Linked DNA regions of Mus musculus: region 1 is linked to region 2. Evidence: chromatin loops called from intact Hi-C (ENCODE). Cell type or tissue: gastrocnemius. All regions are shown on one strand. Each heading gives the region's core, and the rest is flanking DNA. Links, peaks and the distances in the headings are about the cores only.

Evidence for each region. Peaks named below come from ENCODE experiments on the same cell type or tissue, not always from the same donor. Only the 100,000 strongest peaks of a DNase experiment are listed, where the experiment ranks them.
Region 1: a loop joins it to region 2, with 5 times the contacts of the local background. A loop is called at or near these places in 15 of 42 quality-filtered maps.

Annotation. Positions count from the first base shown.
Region 1 is chr1:158,840,044-158,848,043 of GRCm38, reverse strand. It overlaps Pappa2 (pappalysin 2), which reads left to right. Exons shown (of 23, transcript NM_001085376.3): 8 at 1-108; 9 at 2,912-3,040. Among named protein-coding and RNA genes, the nearest start is that of Pappa2, 110 kb to the left of the region's middle. In gastrocnemius, for the core only: a CTCF peak has its summit at 3,272; no DNase peak of the experiment used is centred there.
Region 2 is chr1:158,950,332-158,966,493 of GRCm38, reverse strand. Pappa2 (pappalysin 2) reads left to right here and starts at 8,319. Exons shown (of 23, transcript NM_001085376.3): 1 at 8,319-8,367; 2 at 8,713-9,977. The coding sequence starts at 9,056. In gastrocnemius, for the core only: a CTCF peak has its summit at 12,748 (motif pointing right); DNase peaks (open chromatin) are centred at 11,520 and 12,749.

The DNA of each region.
Region 1 (8,000 bases), core at 1-8,000, 110 kb after region 2:
CTTGTGTTCTGGATGCAAGCCTATGAGTTACCAGGTTCTTCGAGAGCCTCCTTTTTCCAGTGGCTTGCCCATGGTGGTGACACATCCACACAGAAAGTTCACAGATACGTAAGTTGGGCAGTAGAATCTTCCACATCATGAGACTTCTGGGGACTTTATTCCAATTTGGTTATTTCTGCTTCCACTTTTAATAATTGGTGTTTTTAGTTGGAAGAGAGTTCTGAAGTTCAGGAGGGAGTTTATCCTAAGTGACACATATAAAATGAAGAAAAAATATTTCACAGAAAAGGGAAAGCAAGTATTTTGACTGCCAATGTCATCATTATGGTACTGGGGAAATTGGTGTATGAGGTATTTCAGTTGAGTGAGTGAAATTAATACTAAAGTTGACCAGAATCAGATTTTTCTGTCTTGTGGCAATTTTATTTTGGCTTCTTTCTTGTAGCTTTCCAATAATGAGCATGGTTTCCATAATTTTCAAGTTATGGTAAATTCTTCCATAGCTACACTGAAAGGTCACGGGTCTCTCATATGTTACACACAGCTTCAGAATTCATCCATAATGTGTATTTTATCTTTTCCTTTCCTTTTAAATTTCATCCTCTCCCTTTCATCTCTTTTATTCCTAGTTTTCAATTACTTTATTTAATGTCTCTCCTTCTACACTTGTGAGTTCTACTGTGCTCCTGGCTCTACTGTGCTCAGTGTTGGAGATGTAGACTGGGTTAAGAATTTTATGTCTGCCTTGGATGCTGGTATAGTGAACGGCAAATCCTCCCACTTGAGACTCTCCTCAGAGATTGCATGGAGGGCAGAACAGGGTACAATAGCTTTATCAGAGGGGTCATGTTAGTTAATATTTACCACATTAGAAATAGTGAGTTTATGATGCAGACTTTTTCATTATTCTATGCATGGGCTAGATGATAGGCTCTAGATTGCTTGTTTGATCCCAGGATAACATATTACATACATTGGGGACCTGAGACAGCAGACATGGCTGGGAATGTGAAGACCCTTTCCTCATGACCACTCAAGCCCTATCTAGGCTGCTTCTCATGGGTGAATGGCTGCTTCTGGTGGAATTCCTAGAAGCAAGGAGAGCAAGCTCCCCATTACTTGTAATTTCCCAGTCTCTGATACAAATTTGTCTTGATAATGTTACATGTAAAATTCCAAATTCAAATGATAAACCTAATTTTTTTTAAAGGAGAGACGGGAGTCACACAAACAGTACAGGTGTGCATCTCTGCTGGGGTAGATCTTTGACCACAGCTTTAAAACTTGGGAAGAAAATGTCTAGTTTGAGCTCCAGTATAGTCTTTCCATGGTTGTTCTCTTATTTAACATCAGAAAGTTGAAAAAAAAAATGGCTAACAAAGAAAAGCAAGCAGAACTCAGATCATGAATTAGAAAGAAAAATAGCATGATTTAATTCTGCATTCAGGCAGTTGATTATTTTTTAATGATATCCACATATAAATATTTAAAGCCAATAATATCTTGTTTTATAGATAGGACACTAAGGCTTGGCTTACACTTGGTTTCAGAGCTAATAGAAGGACATCCTAGGATTCAAACTCTATTTCCAACTGGTCATACCATTCTCTTTCCTCGGTAGAACCCTGCCCTTCACAGACCCAGCTCATGGGAGGCCTAAGTTACCTGCTGCTGTGTTTTTCCCTTTGATAAAAATAAACACACAACATTCCCATCCATTCCTGTTTCCAGCCACAGAGCGGTGTAAGACTTTTAAGCATGGTTGGACAACAAGAAACCACACAATAAAGGAACCCAACCACCACCATTGATTGGAGTAAAATTGGGTTTGCTTTAAAAACAGCATCTAACATTCTCAGGAGAGGACTTCTTTCTCAAAAAGGAAAACTAATTTGAAAATTTAAGAGTCTTTAATATTTAGGTGTCTTTCCTATTAAAATACTTAAAAGCCAGTATAGAAGGTTTTAAAGGTATTTTGGAGACCCTAAGACATTTCCTGTTTGCTGGTTGCTACATCAGATTGTGGGGCGGTGACTCTGTGGTTGCAGTAAAGAGTCCGTCTAGAAAAATGAGAATCATGGCAGGAAATGCTCACTGCCCACTCCCGGCAGTCCTAATAATTTACTGAGATCATGCCCTCCCAGATACTTGCATCCTATCTTGAGCTGGGTGGTGCTTTTCCAATTTGGACAATCACTGGATAAAATTAAGATGAGGCAGAATTCCTCTTTGTTACCTGCAGCCAAATTCATGAGGTCTTTTAATGCTAAATCAAAGTCTTGGGTCAGACACTCACCACTTAATCAAAGAACCAGGAACCAGAAAGTGTGATGCATTCCTCCAATCTCTCAGGTCAACTGTACCAACTCCATTCTTGGCATTTGGAGGTAGAGGTCAATTTAGTGCGTTTTTAACTGGAAATTTTTACTTCTTCCAAGTGGTATTGAGTTGTATACTTACTTCTATGAAATACTTGCTCCAGGCTTTCCAAGTCAAGAATTCTCTCTTAAGAAAACCGTGGTCTACAAACCCAAGAAAAGATGTGACTGAGCCCATACACTGAAATTCTAATCTTCACTTAGTTTGGTTACTTTAAAAATATAGTTTGCTGGTTTTTCAATAGCTGCTCTAGATTTTCTTGGTTCAAAACATTACATGACATCCTCCTACTTTCTCCAGGACTATTATATTAAGTGTTAACTCACCAAGCACTTACTATAATACATTTACTAGTGGAGAACATTTGAGGCCCATAGAAATACATATATATTCAAACACGAGGTTGTTCATAGGATTGGGCATTTATCTTTGTTTCATACAATTGACACGTTTCCCATTTCGTTTTACGTAAGAGTTTCCTTAAACCCATGTGAACCAACAACAAAGGTCGGAATCTCATTGATTTCCACAGGGAGGTCATCCCTGGGCAGATGTATCAGTACCAAGTTCAAGCTGAAGCTGTAGGGGAACTCGGAGAAGCTTCACCTCCTCTGAGCCACATTCACGGAGGCCCTTACTGTGGAGATGGGAAGGTAGAAAGGTAAGTCGCATGTGCGAGAGACAGGTCGCGCTCCTCTGCTCAAAGAGGTCAATCTTGGGATGAGCTTGACTCAACCTAAAAATGCACAGGGAGGAGGGCCCGCGTGAATCTGTGGACATTCTGGGGTCCTAAGAGGTCACTGGAATCTCCGCGTAGTGCCGAAGGGGTTTATTCAACACTGGTCCCAGAGTGCTGAAATACAGGGATGTTACTCTGGGGCCCCCTTAAGGCCTCAGTGAAGAACTGCAGGACAGGTTAAATAATACTAAAAGAAGGATGCGATTTGAACCAAAGGTCTGCTTGTTCAGTTTTATTAACTGGGTGTGATTTAAGGAAAGGGAGTCACTCATTTGGCCCACTTACAGCTCTTCTGTAAACATAACCAAGGAAAAGATATAATTACTCCTTGGATCATTTTTCTAATGGCCCCTGTTGCCAATCTAAGGAATGAACTTGTCTGTTTTGCCTGGAACCTGTCCAAGTTCAGTATGGACACATATCCAGTCCTAGGATACCTAGGGCAGTTGGCCACTCCTCACCCAACATATCCTTCATACTCATCTAACCCTATTCTTACATAAAGCTGCGGGGAGTAGAAATCTGGGAGGCAAATTCTGCAAATTATTAAGATGGCCCGTTTTTCACTTTCTTGGACGAGGAAAATATATATTCAATTCTCTAGCCTTTTGTGGGATTCCACCCAACAATGGACCACTAAACATTTCTTGGTCTTTTGAGATTCGCAGATATGGTACAATCCTATTCCACCACACTAAAGTCTAAATACTAAATGTTTTTTTTTTCTCATCTGCATTCAACACAGATCATTAAATATGTAAATCCCACTCATTTGTCCTTGCTCCTCCCTAGATCCTCCTCAGTATGCTAGCTCTCTGCTGGTGCTGGTCTTCAATTGTGGCCACCAAAGAGCCTTGGGATAGCACTTGCCTGTGTGTATTTAGCAGATAGTGGTGCGGGAACATCTTCCTAACTTCGTAGACATATTTACTCCCAGCTCGTGAAACAGCTTAACTAGAGGCAGTGATTCTCTGCTAGTGGGTCTCACAAGGTTCTGTGCCAAAATGAGCTTCTTCTGCTTCTGTTGCTTCCTCGGCTGGATAATCTGTACTACTGGCCCACGGAGTCATTTCTGAATCCCAGTTGTGCTTCACCTGGGGACACCCTAATACACAAGGCAAAAAGGAGCCAAGTCAACTGTTTAACCCACTTGGTTCCAGATAGAAGGCTATCAGGTTGAACACTAAGGAAGGCCCTGAGAGTTTGAGCAGCACTCATTCGGAAGTTGATTTTCTTGCTGCACACTGTCTACCTGTCATCTGACACATGTGGCGCTTAAGACTTCAAAATGTGTTGTATGCAGCTAAGATGTTCAATGTGTATCCTAATATAATTAAGGTAATTTCATTTTTGAACTGAACCTCAATTTAGTTGTTAGGAAAAAAAACTTAAGTATAACTTGAAAGTTTGAACCGGCTTTAATAGATGAAGCCATTCTGACAATGAATATGAAGTTGAAGTAAAAGGCAAGTATTAAAAAGAGATTTAAGTGAAAATGCATTTATTGAATGCTTCAGTGTTTGGGATACAAAAGGAATGCTAAAATCTCATTCATCATTTTATATTGATTAAAAATTCAAATGGTAATATTTTAAGTATCCCCAATTGGACGAAATACAGTATTATAGTTAATTCTACCTCTTTACTTTTTAAGTGACTACTAAAAATTTCAAGATCACGCACAATTCTCATTTAGATTTCTATGGGGCAGCATTGGACAAAATGAATTTTCTTCAAAATAAAACTGTAAATTTGCCTCTTTCTGAGATTGTGTCCTAGACCCCAGGCAAGGAGACAGTAGTGTAGAGTCTATTGGCCAATTCTCTCTCCATACACAAGTAAACAAGGAATGGAGCTTTGGGATGCATCCTGAGTATCACATGGTAGACCAGGTACCTGGGGCAGTCTCTTTCTATTGATCCATATTGCCTTTGTCCGAAGAGAATGTGAAGGGGCTAGAGAGACTGCTTAGCCGTTAAGAGCACTGGATGCTCCTCATAAGGGCCATGTTCAAGTCCCAGACCACACAAGCTGGCTAACAATGGTCTGTACCTCCAAGCCCAGGGGACCTGACACTCTCTTCTAACCTCTATTGGTTGCAGCTGCACAGACATTCATGCTGGCGAAACACTCATAAATGTTAGAAATAAATAAATCTTAACAATATTTTAAAAATGTATGACACAAGATGTATGTATAAGGTAGTTTTAGGGGGTGTGACTATTTTAAAAAACTTTTTTTTGTCAGTTCTACAAACTGGGCTAATCTTCAACTGCTCAGTCACATACAATTCCTTCAACTATGCTTTTCCTATGTTTTTATTCCTGTCTCCTATTTTATCTTACAACTTAAAACATGATTACTATGTTTAACATCAAAGCCATAGTCTTAATATTTATAAATATTCTCCTGTCTAAATCATCTTTAATTCATCTCCTTAGTGTTTTTTGAATAATTACTGGAACTATTTGTGATATTCTGGTTCTGAGAGCCTTTTAGAACTTTAAATAGTTTTATATATGAAGCTAAAATATATACCGGTTTGGACATATTGAAATGTGAAAAAGAGAACTGTAAGTCATAACCATTTTGTAATTGCCAAACTTTACTTTCTGGTGTAAGTTTAGACTTACTTTTTTTATTTTGTTCCCATAACATGCTTTATAAAAGAAATCTCAATGTGGAGTAACTTACCTTCCTAGACCTACATTTAGACATTAACTAAAGTTCAAAGATGACATTTTCTTTTTCCCTGTCATATATAACATTCACCACTAAGAAGTAGGAAAAGTCACTTGAACCCTAGTGACGTCATTGACTAAGACACTTGCAATTGGTGCTACATGAATCTCTTTTTTATATATAAACAAGAGATTCAACTTTAAAATATTCTGAATTTTATAACTTCACCTTCATAGAGGAAAATAATGAAGTGAAAAATGATTTAAAAATTAGGTAAAATTAATAGAAAATAAGATGACACCAATGAGCTATAAGATGACACAGGTTAGCTATTTCTATTTTGTTGGCTTTGCTGTTTTGTTAGAGAGAGTTTTACTGAGTGTCCAAGGCTGACTTAGAAAATTCTATGTGTCTCTAGAGTAGTGTATAACTTGGTGCCCAGGAAAATCAACTACTTTTTAATATGGCCAATGTTTTTTAATTAAACATATTAAATACCTTTACATAAAAACATTACAAATGCAGAAATCCCATGTGAAATTTCTGATACATTGTGTAATATTTCAATAGGCTAGACACACCCATCTCTTCACATATCCCTCTCTTTAAGTGTAAGCAATTAAAATCCTCTCTAGCTTCTTGAATACACCACATATATTTATTTTAGTCAGTCCACTGAGTAATAGCATATGAGGACTTCCTCCCATGTCACTGTAACTTAGAACACACCAGTAATTCTTTCCTCCATCACTCTTTTTTCTCTGATCACCCCAGTCTCAGTTAACTAACATTCTACTTTCAATGTGTATGAGATCAACTTCTTTTTTCCAAATATGAGCAAAGTCACAGGATACTTCTCTTTCTGTGCCTGCTTTACTCAATGTGGTCTCCATCTCTATCCATGCTGTCCCAAAGCACTGAATTTCATTCTTCCTTGAGACTAGATAGCATTCTATTAGATGTGTGACACAGTTTCTTTTTCCATCCATTGATACTTAGTTTCCATCTCTAAGCTATTTTTAATAATGTTCCAATGAACATGGAAGTACAGACAACTCTTTGACATACTATTTCCTTTGGATATACCCAGGAGTGGAATTTCCAGATTACATATTAATCCTGTGGTGTGTTTGTGTGTGTGTGTGTGTGTGTGTGTGTGTTGTTCTACTTAACTTCTTTCATCCAGATTTTATAATTTTCATTCTAAATGGAATTGCTTTCTTGAATTCTGTTGCGCGCGCTCAACTGGCCAGGAAGAACGACGCTGCTACAGGATCCTTCTGCACACATTTATTCAGTCCTGTTTCTTCTTTCTCCATATATCTCCCTTGTTTATATCTCCCTTGTTTTTATATCTCCCCTGTTTATATCTCCCTTGTTTTTATATCTCCCTTGTTTTTATATCTCCCTTGTTTTTATATCTCCCCCACTAATAGTAATCCTCTCTCGAATAATAATCCTTCCTCTAACCCGGGCCTCTTACTCTTATATACTCTCAGTTCCCATCCACGCACAGCAGGCCACGCCACTTCACCAGGCACGCAGCTTCAGCTAATCAGGGCATCAGGGGCAAATCTCCACCAAATTGGATTCACCTGTATCCTGGTACACCTGCGCAGCACTCAAGATGTTTGTGTCTTATATGAGGAAGTCAGGTGCAAGTCATATGACTTAGCTGCAGTCTCTGGCGCCTTTGGGACTGCCGCCACACCCGCTCCCCACAATTCCCCCTTTTTTCTTTTTTGGCAGAGAGAATGTCTGTAGATAGCCCCCTGCAGCCATGCCCCTTACCCGTCCTTGGGTGACAAACAGCATTGGTTTGATCCCTGTCTTAGGTTGGTGACATGCCCAGGGAGTCTTATCACTGACTACCTCTCTATTATGCCAAGCCACTCCTGGGGAGATTGTGTTTTGCTTGCAGCAGGTGCATCAAAAGGCCAGGATGTTGATTAATCTATGGCCAGATCTTAATTGCTGCAAGCAAGCCTCATGGGTGAAGGTAGAGGTCTGATCCCCAGTGTGCAAGCATAGGGGCCCTACACAAAACCATCCCTTAGGCTCATCACCCAGAGAGGTCTTGGCCAGCTCCCGTGTCGTTTTTCCTGGGGGAAGGGAACTAGGACACTGAACCTTCATGCAATCAGACATGCCTTCCACAGGATGCCAACAGCAGCTATCCTCTGTGCAGTGCTTAGCCTTG
Region 2 (16,162 bases), core at 8,163-16,162:
AAAAGAATCAATATAAATGCTTTTTAAAAAAATCATTTAATTGTTTTTTTCAAAATAAAATTAAAAATAAAGCATAGATTTTTATGGTGGTCAGTAGATTATCAACTAGTAGCTGTTCTTAGTGTTAAAATCCAGCATTAGCTAACCAAGCAATAGGATTCTTTGTCCATCCTGTCTGATTTTATTCTTCTGAAATGAATGAGTCTGAATTTTTATTTTTATCAGGTGGCTTGTTTGATCTTTGTTGTAAATGGGTACACAATAGATCTTGTGAGCAAGGGTACTGAGAGCAGGAGCTCCTGGGGGTCCTCTGGAGGTACCTTGTGGTTGACAGACATGAAGCTTGCAACTGGCTATTGCTATCAGTTGGGACCACGTTTCTTAGAGCTATCAGGAGCTCATCCAGGAGAGGCCTAAGAATGATCTTTCCATCACTCCTGAGAAATCACTGACCGGTTCCTAGGAGGAATAATAGCTTGTTTTTGTCATGTTAGGAATGAAGTAGTAATTCATGTGTACTTACATGTATCCTAAAGAGGCAATGCAAAATGGTGATTGATGGTGAAGGCTCAGCTGGGCGGTTGTGGCTCATGCCTTTAATCCTAGCACTTTGGAGGCAGAGGCAGGCAGAGAGCTTTGTGAGTTCAAGGCCAGCCTGGTCTACAGAGTGAGTTCTAGGACAACTAGAGCCACACAGAGAAACCTTGTCTCAACAAACAAACAAACAAGCAAACAACTACCATCAACAACAACAACAACAACAAATCTAACCAAACAAACAAAAAAGTAAAGTGAAGTCTCCCAGGCTGTCTTCCAGGTAGATAGCTCAGTTGCTTTAAACTCGAGGGTCCAGGCTTTCCATTTGGAAGCAGGAACCATAGAGGAACAAGCCGTTTTCTCTAGGCACAACATGACAATTGCTATCACGGGACAGAGATTTCTGGAGCATCCCTGAAGTCATGGTAACAAATAGGTAAAGCAAAGTGACAGTTGGGTCTATGGTAGCAGCAGCAAGGAAACGTTTATCTTAATGAAAGTAACATTTAGTTTCAGTGCCAAATTAAGCATTTCTTCATAGAGGTGTGTGTGTGAGAGGGTCATTAAAACTTCACCTGGGATTCTAGCCTTGATGCTCTCCAGCCCCTAGCTGCATAAGTCTTGATGGGTGTTTATAGGAGGCAGGTAGAAGGTTCATGGAGATGGTATAATGTAACTGCTTTAGAGTCACCCATGCTGCTGCAACTAAACCCAGTGCATTCATTAGCTCAGCATGGTGGCCCTCGCTGGAACTGTTGCTGAACTGGAATGAGTAAATATTTGTTTACATCTCTCCAGGGAAAGTTACCAAACAACTATCTCAGCAGATAGTTCATAAATTCAGTGAGTTGTTATATATGTGGCATAGTATACCTATGATGATGTTACATTTAGCAAGTAGTATATTTATGCTCAGTAAATGTTGTTAATCTTCATCTGAAAATAGAGACGGCAACACCTACCTCACAGAAATATTGTAATGATTGAATTAATTTTCACAAACAAATACATACAGACACATACACACACATCATATCAATGCAAACAGTGCTTGATGGATTTTAGTTATAAACAGTAGCTTTCATTATTGTTAATACTAGTACCATATTTGTGAAATTATCAAAAATTTAAGTTGCGGTATAGTACCAAAATTTAAAAACAATTTCCTATTCTAGTATTTTAATATCAAATACTCTCATTTTGATATTTGATTTATTAAATATGGGACAATGGCATGTAGTTAAGCACTGAAACTCCTCACATGTTATCTCCATTTATGGCCATTACATTTTAATATATATTTTTATTTAAGGATCAAAATCAATGTTGTGGGTCCTTACTGCTAACATACCCTTAAGTCCCTGGAATATTTATAGGAACTGGGCATTGACCGACATATATATATGTATGTCATATCACACACACACACACACCACACACACACACACACACACACACACACACACACACACCACACACACACACACACACACACAGAGAGAGAGAGAGAGAGAGAGAGAGAGAGAGAGAACCTTAGAAAAATATTGCTTTAAAATATTTGAGTTAAAAAAGTCTATGGTCTTAGGTGTGATCTAGTAGGGGACTTACTGGTCTTGGCTCCAGTTTCTTAATACAGGTAGGTCAGAGCTCATTAATGTCCCCAAGGCTAGGCAGATAGATGACAGAGCAGCGCTACAGTCGTACAACAGTGCTCATTTGGAACTTGGTTAGTTTGTCTATTGAAACTCCAGGCTGAGGAAGCTGTGACTATAAGCCAGATATCTGTTTCATCTAGCCTGCTTGTACAGAGTCCCCATGGAGTACATGTCAGAATATTCGGAGGAGTTCAGGCAAAGTAGGGCCACTGAGCATGATTAAATCACACCCAGGTCTATCTTGGTCTTTGCCACCTGCAGGATGTCAAGAAAACATTGTTCTATCACCTGCTCCACTTTCCCTTCCGTTATTGGGGTGTAACTTAGATATATTAGCCTTTTTACAACAAATGCTTTGAGTTTTTAATAAACATGTAAACTCACTACTTTCAAGATAAAGAATAGCCCCAAGAACTCCAGTTGCTCTGTAGCCTTTGTATTCCTTTCTCCCCATCCCTCAACTCCCAGCAAGCACTTACCTGTTCTCTGTCTCCTGAGTCCTGCCTTTCAGAATCTTACAGTGTATATAGCCAGTCCATCAAGGCTGGCTTCTTTCTCCCAGCATAATATAGTTGAGAGTTTTTTTTTTTTTCCTCCTGGATGTGCTCTTATGGTCTTCGTCTCTTTTTTCCTCAGAGTCAGTCTTGATATATAAAGTGGGCATAAATTAGGCAGGGAGAAAGAATGCACACAAATGTGGTTAGGTGGAAAGGAAGACCAGTTTTCAATTATTATCATTCTTACTAGGCCATTGACCGTAGAGGATGAAAAAGACAGGCCGTTTCCATCACCAGTCCTGAAAAACCCTTGTTTGGTGAGCTGAGAAGGGTCCAGCATTACTTTTCGATTCTCTGTCACCTAGCAAACCCTACAAACTGGTTCTAACACTCGAATCTTACCAGAAATACATGCCCCAGGAAAGGTCTAGACCTCTGACATGCAGCCTCTGTCATACTACTTCCGGAGGGTACTGGGAAATTTAACGTATGTGTGGAGTTCCTTGATCTATTTGCATAAAGGCAATCTTCAAAACAAAATCAGTGGCAGAAATGATCACTTGTAAGGCATCGTATTGTGTGTGTGGGGGGGCAGCTAGGAGGTGGGGTTATTTAGCAATAGGGTATCACACAGTTTTACAAGAACACGGGGCTTCTCTTGGTCCAGAAGGCACAGGACGGGGAGTGAGATCTAGGTTTGCATTTCCTTCTGAGTGTGTGTCTCTGAACTGCAGGACGGTTTGACCTACAGAGATTCCCCAGGCACTTTTATCTGGAAGTGAAGCATGAGAGGCAGGAGCCAGTCTTTGATTTTCTTTTCTAGTCTCATGACACTTACCTGGCAGACCAGTGAGACAGGCAAAGACAAGGGCACAGACAGGGGAAAATAGCATGGGAGGTGGGTAGGGGCTTAAGAGAGCTGGGTGCTCCAGAGGACCCTGCTACTAAGTGTGTGGCTTTGCCTCACCTGTGAAAAAGAGGGGCTGTAGGTCACCCTAAAGGAAGCTCACACTGCCCTAGGAGGTGCCACTGAGTCTCAGCTCGGAGCACCCGAGCCAGAGGAACAGAAAGCAACAATTTCGAACCTTCTAGTGAAGTCTTTTCAGACTCTCTTCACTCTTTCCAGGACCAGCTGAATAGGATTCCAATAAACATATTGCCGAAATGTTTGTTTCCGGGTGTCATTTGAGTCTGCAAGTAGCTAAAACAGACCCGGCTCCTATATATAGACACTGCATTTGGTTGTGCTCTGGACGCTTTTATTACTACACTCTTTGGCAGGCTCCCAGCCTCAGATTTTGGAAGTAGGAAGTCAGAGAGGACCACTGACCATATTAAGGGTCTCTCCTACTCTCTGCCTTTGTTAATATTCTGGATGCCAGCATAGACCTGTTCCTCTTTCTGCTCAGAGCCTCCTAATATTAATGATGACACTGCTTATGGGAACAGAGAAGCCCCACCATACAGTGAATACAGCCAAAGTTCCCCCTGCCATCTGAAGGAAACAATTTGTGTCAAAATGAAGTATAGATGGCCACACACAGCCCAGTCTAGATAAGAGAATCCAGAATCCTTAGTGGGTAGAACAAAGAGAGGGATTTTAAAAAGGTGTTTTGTTTGCATTTCTTTTTCTTTCTTTCTTTCTTTTTTTTCCTTTTTTCTTTTTCTTTCTTCCTCTCTTTTCTTTTTTCTTTTTTGGGTGGGTGTTAGAATTTTTTATTCATGAATTTTCCAGGGGGATGGCATGCTAGGACAACAAAGGTAAGAGGAGGAGTGTGGGAGTGTGAGATGGGTATAGTAAAAGAGGAGAGACTGGCAGCAGGAGTGGGCAAGAAGGAATTCTTTACAGAGACAATGTGGGACTCCCGCTTTTAAAAATGTGCCCTGTCCCCGAGAGAGACAGTCTCTCCACCGTGTGCCCTTTGTTTTCTCAGCCCCATTTCTCAGTGACTTTCTTCACCTGCCTCTGTATTTTTGTTGTGTTTACCCAGTGTGTCTCTAACTGCCTTTCTGGTCTCCAGAGTTCTTGTATTTGCCACCCCTCCCCCTTCCCTCCTTCCCTGTTTCAATCTCTCCTCAGGTCTTCCCCACTTCTCTCTCCCAACCCTTCCTGCCCCCAGATTCATCTTTCCCAACCCTCCTGCCTTCCCTCTTCCATGTCAGCCTTTTCCCCTTCTCTCTCTCCTCCTCCTTCTCACCTTCCTGTCTTCCCCTGATTCTCCTCTCTCCCTCTTTCCCCTCTTTCCCTTGGTCCCCCCTCTGCCTTTCACCCTTTCTCCCCTCTCTCCTTCCCCATCTCCCCATCCCCTCTCCTTACTCCTCTCTCTTTCCTTTCTTCCTCTTTCCCTGCTCCCCCTCTGTGTCCTGGTCCTCCTTTATACAGCTCCAATTTCTTGCCTTCTAGATTTACCTGCAGACCAAGACACCGCTCCTCTTGCAAGGACTGTTTAAGAAATCCATACCCTCTCCTTTCATTCCTTGGGCATTTCAGAAATGATATTCCTCCCCCAACTACCCAGTCAAAATAAAATGAATTCAGCCAGCTCCTGCTGTGTGTCCTTAAATTCATTCCCTCTAGCTTTGCTGGTTTGAAAGCCTGTACCCTAGAAGGGGCCTCCTGCATTTGCTGGCAACTCTGCTTGAGCCTGATCGTCACAGATAGTGCTTTGGAGTGAAAAAAAAAAAGGGGGGAAAAACCCTCTCGTTGGAGATTTCAAAACAGATTCTACCAGCTTTCAAATCTGTGCACTTTGCGGAGTGGCAGGGTTTGAGGGAGAGGGGTTGAAGACTTGGGGTGTGGGTGTCCCTCATAAACAAATAAGCAACAGAATTTATATATGTATAAATTTGTGCTTTCCCTTGGCATGTTTGGTGTCTGTCTCCCTGGCACCAAGGGTGGGCGTTGTGTAAGTCTGACTTCGCTCACACTTTTGCTCCGGCTTGGGGTATGAGTGTCTGTGTGAGTGTGTGTGTGTGTGTGTGTGTGTGTGTGTGTGTGTGTGATGGAATTGAGGAGGGGGTTGCTGTGTTTTTGATCCGATTCACTTGACAGATTATTTGAATCCAGCCCACCTTGCCGCACATGTCAAACAGATGGGATCATTGTTAAAAGCCTGGAGAGCCGGGCTGAGCGGTGGGTAAGGCAGGGAGGGGGAGGCAGGAGGGGCACCGAGGGGAAGGAGGGGGCACTCTTCAGGAGCTTTGTCTTTTCACACATTAGAACTGACAGGAGACCTTCTTCTTTGTGGGTGGGTGGGGAGTGTTTGGGGGCATGGGGCTGGTGAGGGGGGTGGAAAGGGAGAGAGGTGGGGTGTTGGTGGGCAGGGTTATGATGTCACAGCCCAAGTTACAACAGGAGGAAAACACAGAAATGGTTCAACATTTTTTTTTTAAACTTTGGACTGCCAAGAGCTGAAGAGTGGTGTGCAAAGGAATGAAGGAGAGAGAGAGAGAGAGAGAGAGAGAGAGAGAGAGAGAGAGAGAGAGAGAGAGAGAGAGAGAGAAACTAAACTGGAAGCCTGAGTTTGGTGTTGCCTCTTGAAATCTTATGAATGGATTACTAGCAGCTGAGAGCCAGGAGAGTCCTATAGGGGATGCAAGATCACCCACACACTCAGGGGGAGAAAAGCAGGAGGAACCCTTTTCTGATGTCCTATCCCCCTTCCTGAAATGAATGGTAGGAGATGTTTTTCTGAGGGTCCTTGGGTGGCAAGGGGGTAAGGGGCAAGGGGAGGGGCTGACTTCTCTTCTTGCCTGAGTCTCTTTTTTCCCCTCTGAAGCTAAGCCATCTATCTCTTCCTAATATTCTCTCTCTCTCTCTCTCTCTCTCTCTCTCTCTCTCTCTCTCCCTCCCTCCCTTCCTCCCTCCCTCTCCCTCCCTCTTTCCTCTCTGGCTCCCTTCCTCCCTCCTCCTTTCCTCTGCTTTTCTGGCTTTCTCTACCCCCACCCCCAGTCTCAATTTCTATTCTTGATCTGCTTCAAGTGGGGAAAACTGAGTCAGAAAAGTGCATGGAGCTGGGGAAGTTATAAAAGAAAAGGGATAGTCAAGGACCTAAGGGTATCTGCTTAGCAGTGTCCACGTGCTTGAATTGAGAGCTTCTCTGGGGACTTGCTTTGAGGCTCTATTCCATGCTCCACGAAGAAATGGGGTGCATGTGGGATGGGTGGCACAGGACCCAACGTTTTAAAAGCAGTTGAGTCAGCTATCAACTGGAAGAAAGGAGTTCAGAGAGATAAGGAGACCCAGGGTGAAGGAAGGACCCTGATCTTACTCCAGAGCATGAGGGCTGTAGGAGTTAGATAGAAGCAGCAGAAGCAGTGATTTTAAAAGTGTAAGTGGTTTTTCTTAATCCTTGAAAGAAGGGCTCAATGCATATTTATACCTATTTTATACTACCTGTGGGCAAGCATACCTGCGTTCTCTGCATGTGTCCATGTGTTTGTCCAGGGTGTTCTGTATACATGCATGCTCCTGTAATGGATGAGAAGTCTTTAAGAAGGCTGGCGTCTTTCACCAAGGCAAACAATGCAGAGGTTAAACTCAGTGTTTCCTCCCCACATCTTCCCCATTCATTTCAGATCAGTCAAAGAATAGCTGCCTTGGGTTAGCTGTTCACTTGTGTAAATGACTTATTTTGAGTACCTCGTTTGTTTATTTGTTCACTCGGCATATGGTGACTTTTACTAACTTTAGACTGAGAAACTTCTAAGAGAAAAAGGATGTCTATATGCTAGGAGCACGCGGTGTTTCCAGTTAGTACTTCTCGTGGCAAGGTAATTGATTTCTCCTTTCCTTCAGTGTCCAAGAGGAAGTGAATTTATTGTTGTCCTTTTACATCTGAAATGATAGAGTAAAATAAAAAGGAGGAGAGGTGAATGGTCTCCAAAAGGCTAGCGAGTGTTTTTTGACCAGGTCCATTCAAAGTGTGTGGTTGTGTGGTTGTGTGTGTGTGTGTGTGTGTGTGTGTGTGTGTGTGAGAGAGAGAGAGAGAGAGAGAGAGAGAGAGAGAGAGAGAGAGAGAGAGAGAGAGAGAGAGAGAGAGGCTACACACAGAAAGACACGCTCCAAAACAGTATTGATTGTTTTATATTGATTGTGTAGGCTGCGGCTGCTGAGAGAGAAAGCCTGTGATGTTTACTGGGGAAACCAAGAGGAGCATCTGTCCCTTGTGCCTCAGAGGGGTGGGGGAAGGGGTGATCAGGGGAAAGGAGGGGGGACAGGGAGTAGGAGGAGTGGTGTACCAAACTTATTAGCTTTGACATCATCATTGTCTTTAAATAAAAAAAAGAAAAAACCCAAGGAGATAATTATAGGCAGAGAGAGAGAGAGAGAGAGAGAGAGAGAGAGAGAGAGAGAGAGAGAAAGCAGGAGAGATCAGAGGGAACAGGTCCCTTGATGTCTATGCTGTTCATATTGGTCTTTTTTATCCATCTTTAGGGACCCACCAGCCTCTCCAAAGGTGAAACCAAGGGCTCCCAGACTCATTTGATCAGGAGAGCAGCAGACTGGCAGCCAGAGAACTTTACAGAGACTTGCAGCATACCAACAAGTTGGACAGGAATTAAAACACTCTCTTCAATAGTCAACAACCCCGAGTGCCACGCTGCAGGAGTGCTCACCTATCCTGGCAGACTGGAAGCTGAATGGACACCTAGCTGAGGACCTCTGAGGAAAGAAGGTTAAGTACCTGTCTGGATCTTTGTGCCCCCAGATTATTGTTGCTATTTTATTTTATTTTATTTTATTTTATTTTATTTTATAGAATAAGCATCAAATTGTGTTTCAGCCTAAAAGGTTTTTGTTTTGTTTTGGTTTGGTTTTTGTTTTTGTTTTTTTCCCTAGCAATTTACTTTAAGTTGAGTGTATTGTGGGTGATGGGCTCTAAACAGAGACTCTAACTCCTAGGGAAAGGAAGAGGACACAGAAGAGATCAGTAGAGAATAAGGTTCTTTTGAGTGACCAGCTGGGGTGGTATGTATCTCAGAGAATTTGGCTTAAGTCACACACTCTCTTCTCTTATCAGTGAGGAGAGGAGTTACTGAAGGAAGAAAAGGAAACCTGAGGTCTCTGGGTGGAGATTCAAAGTAAGAACACTTAACTTCACTCTGAAGGACTGAAATCAAGAAGAGAGGTCACAGAAGAAGGCAAGAGAAGCCAAAAGTTACAGAAGCCACTGGGGTTGGCTGAATCCCCAGGACAGGTAGCCAGTAGAGGCATCCTTCTGGGGCCACTTGAGAAAGTTTGGCTTGGGAATCGATTTCCCCGGTGACTTCAATTCCATTGCTGGTTGTCTTTCCTTCTTCTCCTTATTCTTGTGTGGTACCAAGAAGCTGACTTTGGGTTCTAAGGAACAAGCTGAGGGAGATATGATGTGTTGGAAGGTCCTGAGAATAAGCCTGGTGGTCCTGACTGGGTGGGCACTCAGTACCACCAACTCAGAGCAGGGCTGGACACGCAAGAAATTCCTGGCCCAGAAGGAACACCTGAACCAAGTGCTGTTGGAAGGGGAACGCTGTTGGCTGGGGTATAAGGTTCGAAGACCCAGGACTGCTCCACAGCACCATCTCTTTGGGGTCTACCCAAGCCGCCTCGAAAACTACCCAAGGTCCTATCCTGTGGGGACACAGCAGCAAACCCTGTATGCAGAATGGAGTCAGCGAAGCCCAGAGAGACAGGCTCCGAGTGGTATTCCCCGAGACCTGACTGAAAACCCAGCAGGAGCAAGGAGAGAGTCTCAGCAGCCAGCTGCCCCGTGGGTAGGGGATGGTCCTATTGGGCAATCGCAGCTGCTGAGAAATGATGACACTTATCTTGGCGAGGGAGGATCTAAGGAGGCTCTAGGTGAGCCTGCGATTCAGGGAAGCTCAGAAATTGCTGTCTCCACCATTGCTACCTTCGCATATCAGAAGGGACCCACAGCAGAGACCCAGAGGAAGGGCCAGTCCAAGTCTAGGCTTCCTCGCCAAGTGCAGAAGAGGCAGGCAGAAGACATGACTGGAGACCCCCAGAATACCCCTCAAGGTTTCCAGCTTTGGCCTAAAGAGCCACTTAAGCATGGAGATAGTGACAGTCCATTGGAGGGCACCATCCAAAATGGTGGAGGGGCCTCTCTCCGGAGAGTAGAGACCTTTAACTCCCAAGGAGGATTGCCTGTACTGTATTTCACTGGGAAGAGGGAGCGGCTGTTGCTGCGTCCAGAAGTGCTGGCTGAGATTCCCCGGGAGGCGTTCACAGTGGAAGCCTGGGTGAGACCAGAGGGAGGACAGAGCAACCCAGCCATCATTGCAGGTAATGTCCTATCCTACTCCTGGGTTTTCTCAGGTCCCGAGGGGTGTGGTCGGCTCCATTTTTGTTGTGGGTACATAGAGAACAGACAGGGGGAACAGCCTAAAGGCAGGAAAGCCAAGAAGGCTTAGCCAGAGGGGCTGTGGGGGGGAGGGGTGGGGGTTATTTATCAGTGCAGAAGCAGTGTAGGCACCATCAAAGGGAAAATGACTCCTACACGAGGCTTCATTATCAATAGCGATTTCTCAGAGTTCTATACATTGTGCTTGTACTTTAGGAGACCTCCGTTAAGATCTTTTCCCTTTTTAAAGGGAACAGACTTGCACTCGTTGTCAAGGGGGGGGGGGTCACACTGCTTCTCATAGTCTAGCATGGCACCTCTGAAAAGCAGACGGCAGACCAAGGATGGTAGCAGTGAATAATGCCCAACTGGGTCCAAACAGCAAGGGAACAGGCTGCCACCGGAAACTAGGAAGACAGGTAGCACCCGTTCTATACCCTCGATCCCCTTTTCTTGACCTCAACAAATCTGCTGGAAAAGGTGGACACTTGCAGACCAGGATTCTGGCTTCTAGCTCTGGCTGTTGTTAGAAAGACCTAAATAGGAGAGCATGTTTAACACAGAGAACTCTATAAGGTTAATCAGAGGCATTTATTTGGGCTTGTTACCTGTGTTTATTTTGATTAACAGAGACACCTAGAATGACAAAAAGAAGAGCTACGTTTGGAGCCCTTGCTTTTCTTTTCCTATCTGGAGAGGTTGATGTCAGGCAAGGGTGAGGAAAGGATATTTCACCCCATGGGGTCTCCTTATTCATTTAGACACCCCACCAAAAAAGGAGTGGGGACAAATATACAGAAGAATGTCACAAGGAGACCAAGTTACTTTACGCATTAACTAAAAAACAATCAGAAAAAATAATGGTACCAATCTGGATTATCCACACACCCTTTCCTGTTTGTCAGTTCCATTACATTGTTGGAGAAACTGAGGCAATGAGCGACATGTCAGAGACTGGCTTGGGGGTGGGGAGAACAAAGTAGGTGTTCGTGAATCATTTGATATCTCCTCAACAAACAAACAAAAACCAAACCAACCAACCAACTAACCAACCAACCAGCCAACCAACCAATCACCCCTCCCCCCAAACCCAACACAAACCAAAACGACAACAAAATCCATTCAGGTTTCTGAGTGCCTCCAAATAAGTTGCAGACTAGGCAAAGAAATCTGGAGGGAAGGAGCCTCTTCCAGTGGGGTGTCGCTGGAACATCCTTGTGGACACTGTGTCTCCCCCTCTTTGGCTGTGATTTCTCGTTTGGAATCTGGGATTCCCAGACACTGAGCACTCTCCAGTCATGTGGCTTTGCTTTATTTTAGTTTTGGGTGGGAGAGGGCGTGAGAGAAGGGGCCAGGCTGTAAGCTAGATGGGGGCAGAGAAAGAGGAGAAGGAAACCCTTATTCTGGGGCCAAAATGGAAGAAATAATGAGATGATTATCTGATCGGAGTTGGCAGCTTCACAGTTTCCCCCAGATGACATCTCCGTGCTGCCTAGTCTGGCTTCCTAGTGCCCATCTGCTAGGGAGCCTGCGAGCTCTCAGTCTCGCTTGAGACCCACACAGATCTGCCTATGCTTCCTCCTGCAGTAGCAACATAGAGACCTGGGAACCGTTTCCTGGCTAGGCAGCCTAAGAGGACAATCCAACAGGAATGTATGTGGGAGATTATTGCTTGGGGTTATTAAAGTCCAATCCTGGAATACAGGAACATAGCACCTGACCTCGGTCATTTACCTCTCCAGTCCTCTGTCTCACCTCCCCATTGCAGTCTCCTATTCTTTGCTTCACCTCTGGCAACCTCATCCTCAGAGCTACATACCTCCCTGCCTTGCCTGTCACCAGCCACTGTCTCCATACTGCCACAGCACACATTCAGATCTTCCAGTGCCCATCAGAACCCTCCTCTCCTCTCGGAGCATGTAAAATTGGGCAGGAAATCATTTTTAGCAATTTACCTTCTAAGGTTTCTTTCCCTCAAATGCAAGTGGCTCCTGCAGTGTTCTGGGACTTCCCTTTTAGGTCTGCTTCTAAGAGGTGGAAAGCAGATGACGACCAAGCCTCTTCACACCCCCTGTTCTATCCTCTATCTTTCTTCAGACTTGCACTCAGCCCAAATTATCAAGGGAGGTTAAAAGCCCACAGGGGGCAGGGCCTCAATTTGTTGGGCTCAGCAAGTGGACTGTTTAGGATTGAGCATCCATGTCTACCCATTGTCTCTGCTGCTGGTATTTCCCTGGTGAAGAGCCTGGCTAAGGATCATGAGGTTACCAAAATCAAGCCGCCAGTAATAAGAGCCTCTACTTCGAGTGACTTGACTCTCTTTGCACAACTTTACAGTGCTCAACAATCCATCTTCCTTTCTTCTGCTGGCACGGCCTCTCAAGATGGTGTACATCAGTTCCTAGTATGGTGGGACTTGAGTTACACAGAGTAACAAGGTGGAGTCAAGTTGCTGGGAGTAACACACAAACCTGTAGCTGCACTTCTGTTGCCCCTCTGAGGGTGGGCCAAGACTTGGATCTCACTCTGCCAATAGATTTCAAACCTCAGGTTCCGCCTACTTAACTCGAATCAGCTTCCAAGTCCTCTACCTGCCATGCTTGGGGTAGTTTTTCCTCAGCAGAGACCTCAAACAATTTAGTCAATACCAGTCCTAGCAGAAGCCCCTACCCACAGCTATGGGACCTTAGGGAATAGTTTTAACACTGGACACTAGGTGGCAGTGTTGTCCCATGCACATGAGACAAGGGACGCCACAAAGTTGGGAATGTCTCTAGTTTCCTTGAGGGCTGTCCTGTCCCAGCCTCTGGGCTGTAATTTAATCACCTTCTCCCAAAATGTGTTGGTAGGCATCCCTCAGGGTCCACTTCATATGTCTTTTTCCTTTTTTGAAAGGCCTGTCTGGATAGCTAAAGCTGCTTGCTTTTTTTTTTTTTTTTTTTTTTTTTTTTTTTTTTTTTTTTTTTGAGTTGTGACTAACTTGTAGCTCTAGCAAGCATTGAAGAAAACAAAATCAGCTAGAATTACCCTCTCCCTGCACTCTAAGTTCCCGAATTCTTCTGAAACAAGTCAGACTCCAGAATGAGTTGCAAGAATGCTTTTTTATTGAGGATTGAGGGCAATGCAGGGTACACAAGCTTCAGGTGTGTGTGTGTGGTGGTGGTGGTGGGGTGGTTGGGGGGACTCTTCTGGTCATCCTCTGGGCTTTCTGAAAGGTAGAACACACTTTAAGTTGCCTGTTTCCCCAGAGTTGGAGCAGACTGGTGGCAACAGAGAGGAATGCTCCCTGGTGGGGTTCTTCACAAAGGTAGCCAGTCAAAGGTCTGACACTTTGAGGCTATGTGGCAAGCTAGGAGTAGCTTGAGGTCAGGATCCCATTAGGTTGGGTCATTAGAATTTAGTGTTTCAATAAGCCAACTTCTGTCCTGTTCTGGTGTGGACACTTTAAGGTCCAGTGCATAACCCTGAAAGCATTTGAGCCTTTTCTACCACTTCAACTTCCGTTCCTCCCCGTCAACCCCGGCATATACAAAAGAGGACATTTTAACAGGTTCCTCTGCACCCGTAATTGATTTCAAATGTTCCCTGAAGTCGCCCAGCTGAGTAACCACCTGCTCTGCAGGACACTGAGTCCTTAAATCCACGGTAAGCTGGAACCCAAGCCCAGAATTCTTCATCCAACAAATATTTATTGAGTGCCTTGCCATGCAAAGTGTGGCAAGTCATTGAGGGGAACACAAAGATGTCTGAGAAACTGTCCTTGACATGAAGGTGAGTTTGAGTCGGTCCTCTGAGTGTTCAAGCTTTACATGTCCCAGTGTAGAGTCTGGGGGAGGGGACCAGGACAGACAGACATGAACTCAAATCTTTCTCTCACACGTACTGAGACAACTGTCTCTGGCAATCTAGTCAGCTTTCTTTTTTCTGAGTTATGTTTATATCAAACCAAAAATTAAATGGAAAATATATATATGTGTATATATATACACATATATATACACACATACACACACACTCACACACACACATATGATTACATTACATATGAATGTATATGATTCTATTTGAAATAAAGTAGGAAAAAAAATCCCAAACAAAAGACAAATAAGGAGAGGTCCTATAGAGTAGTGTACCTAAAGTGCCCATCACAAAATTGGCCCTTGAGTCTTATTTACTTACCAGTGACATGAAAGGTATTTATCAGGAGATATTCAAACTAAATTAATTTCTAATTTAAATCTAACTTTTCCTTAGCAGAGATATTAACTTCAAATTCTTAGGACTTTACTCTGATGATTTATAAAATGGGAATGGCTATAAGTAGCTATTTATATTTCACAATATGGTCTCAAGATAAAAACTGTAGTCAAAAAAGCCCAAAGGGTCCATTTAGTGCATTAAACCGTTTCATCTGTTCTTTTTATTTGAGCGGCACTATTCCAAATCAGTTGGGCAATGGCGCTAAAACTTCTATGTTATTTTTCTAAGCTGTAAGCCCTGTTGAATATCTCTTGAAATTTGTGCTTACTTAATAGAAAAATGTACACTGTTACCTAGATTTTCCTGATAGCCCAAGTCTGCTGCCATCAGGGCATTGTTCAGAGTCTATTGCTAGCTTTTCTGTGTGAGTGACATCTATGGAATGAGGCTTCAGGGTGAAGAGCTCTGACCACAGGGAACACAGAGTTGTGCAGAACACACAATGGCATAGATGTAAAGAGACCTCGGTGTGGCCGCCTTGATCTCACAGACCTAGCCAGGCAAAGAGCTGCATCAGTATCGTTCCCTAGAGGCGGGGCTCCCTGTCCTGCTCTTTGGCTGCTTCCCTATACCCAGTGATGGTCAAATCAGAGTGTTTGTCCTTATCAGACCCTGAGGAATCACCCTGTTCCTCTCCACATCCCCCTCCTGGATCAGGACTCAAATATTCAGTGATGCTATAGTGACCCAGCTGGCGCAGAGCTGTTGGTATGAGGGCCCATGGTTGTCTCCTGGGGGTGGCCCTGCTGTTTCAGGCGAGAGGGAGATGCATGGATTGTTTGTGTGAAGGAAACACATACCTTATGCTTGTAATTTAGCTTCTTTGCATTGGAGTTTTCACTTTGAGGCTTGGTGGCTCAACACAGAAGCGATGTGAATGTTAGCTGGTCTGAGAGGTAAGTTTGATCTATCATGGTCACGTTTCCATAGCTCACTATTGTTCCCTCTTCCTTAGAGCCTCCCTATTGGTTCTCTCTCTCTCTCTCTCTCTCTCTCTCTCTCTCTTGTCTTCTATAGACTTTCTATAGACCTTCTTGTGTGCTTTTTTTGGATTGCACATTGCTTCTTGCCTTATTAGTTAGGCATGGCTCTTATTTCTATCAAGTCAACACCCCCTAGAAGTCCTATGAAGCTCCAACCCATATTTGTCATCCCCCCCCCACACACACCAAATAACTCCTCCTATAATGTTAGAATCTCATAATTCTACAAATTATGTTTGTAGAATAAACTAAAAATTTAGACTGCTGTATTCCCACTGGGGTGAGGGGGACTTTTTGTGAGGATCCAGGGCAATGGCTTTGAAACTATGCTGTTGCTGCCTACTGTGTGCCTGAAGAGCATCCGAGGGAAACTGTTGCTCACAAGGTTGCCCACCTGCCTTCCCTAGGAGCACCCTTTCTCTTACGTGTCTCATGAGAGCCAAAGTTTGAATTATTTACTCACACAACTCTAGAGCAAGGGCTCGCCTATTATGGCCTGTGAGCCGCATCACCCCCAGAGCTGCTTCTGTAAATGAAGTTTGATCTGGCACACCACACTCATTTGATTATGTGCTCTCTGTGGCTGCTTCCATGGTGAATGAGAGAGTTTAGTGGTTGTGACAGAGACTGTATAGCCCGAGAAGCCTAAAATCTGTATGGGTCTGGCCCTTCATCGCTGAATGGCAAAGTGCGCCACGAGCTGCTCTAGAGAGGTGCTTCTCATGCTCCAGTGTGCACAGAGGTCATCTGGGGCACACCCAGCAGCAGATTCGAAGAGAGTGTGTTTTGCAGGGATTTAACACAGGGCGTTCATTGGCTATGGACACCACTGTCAAAGACTATGTTTGGATGGAGATCACCTCTCCCTGAAGTGGCCAGGATAA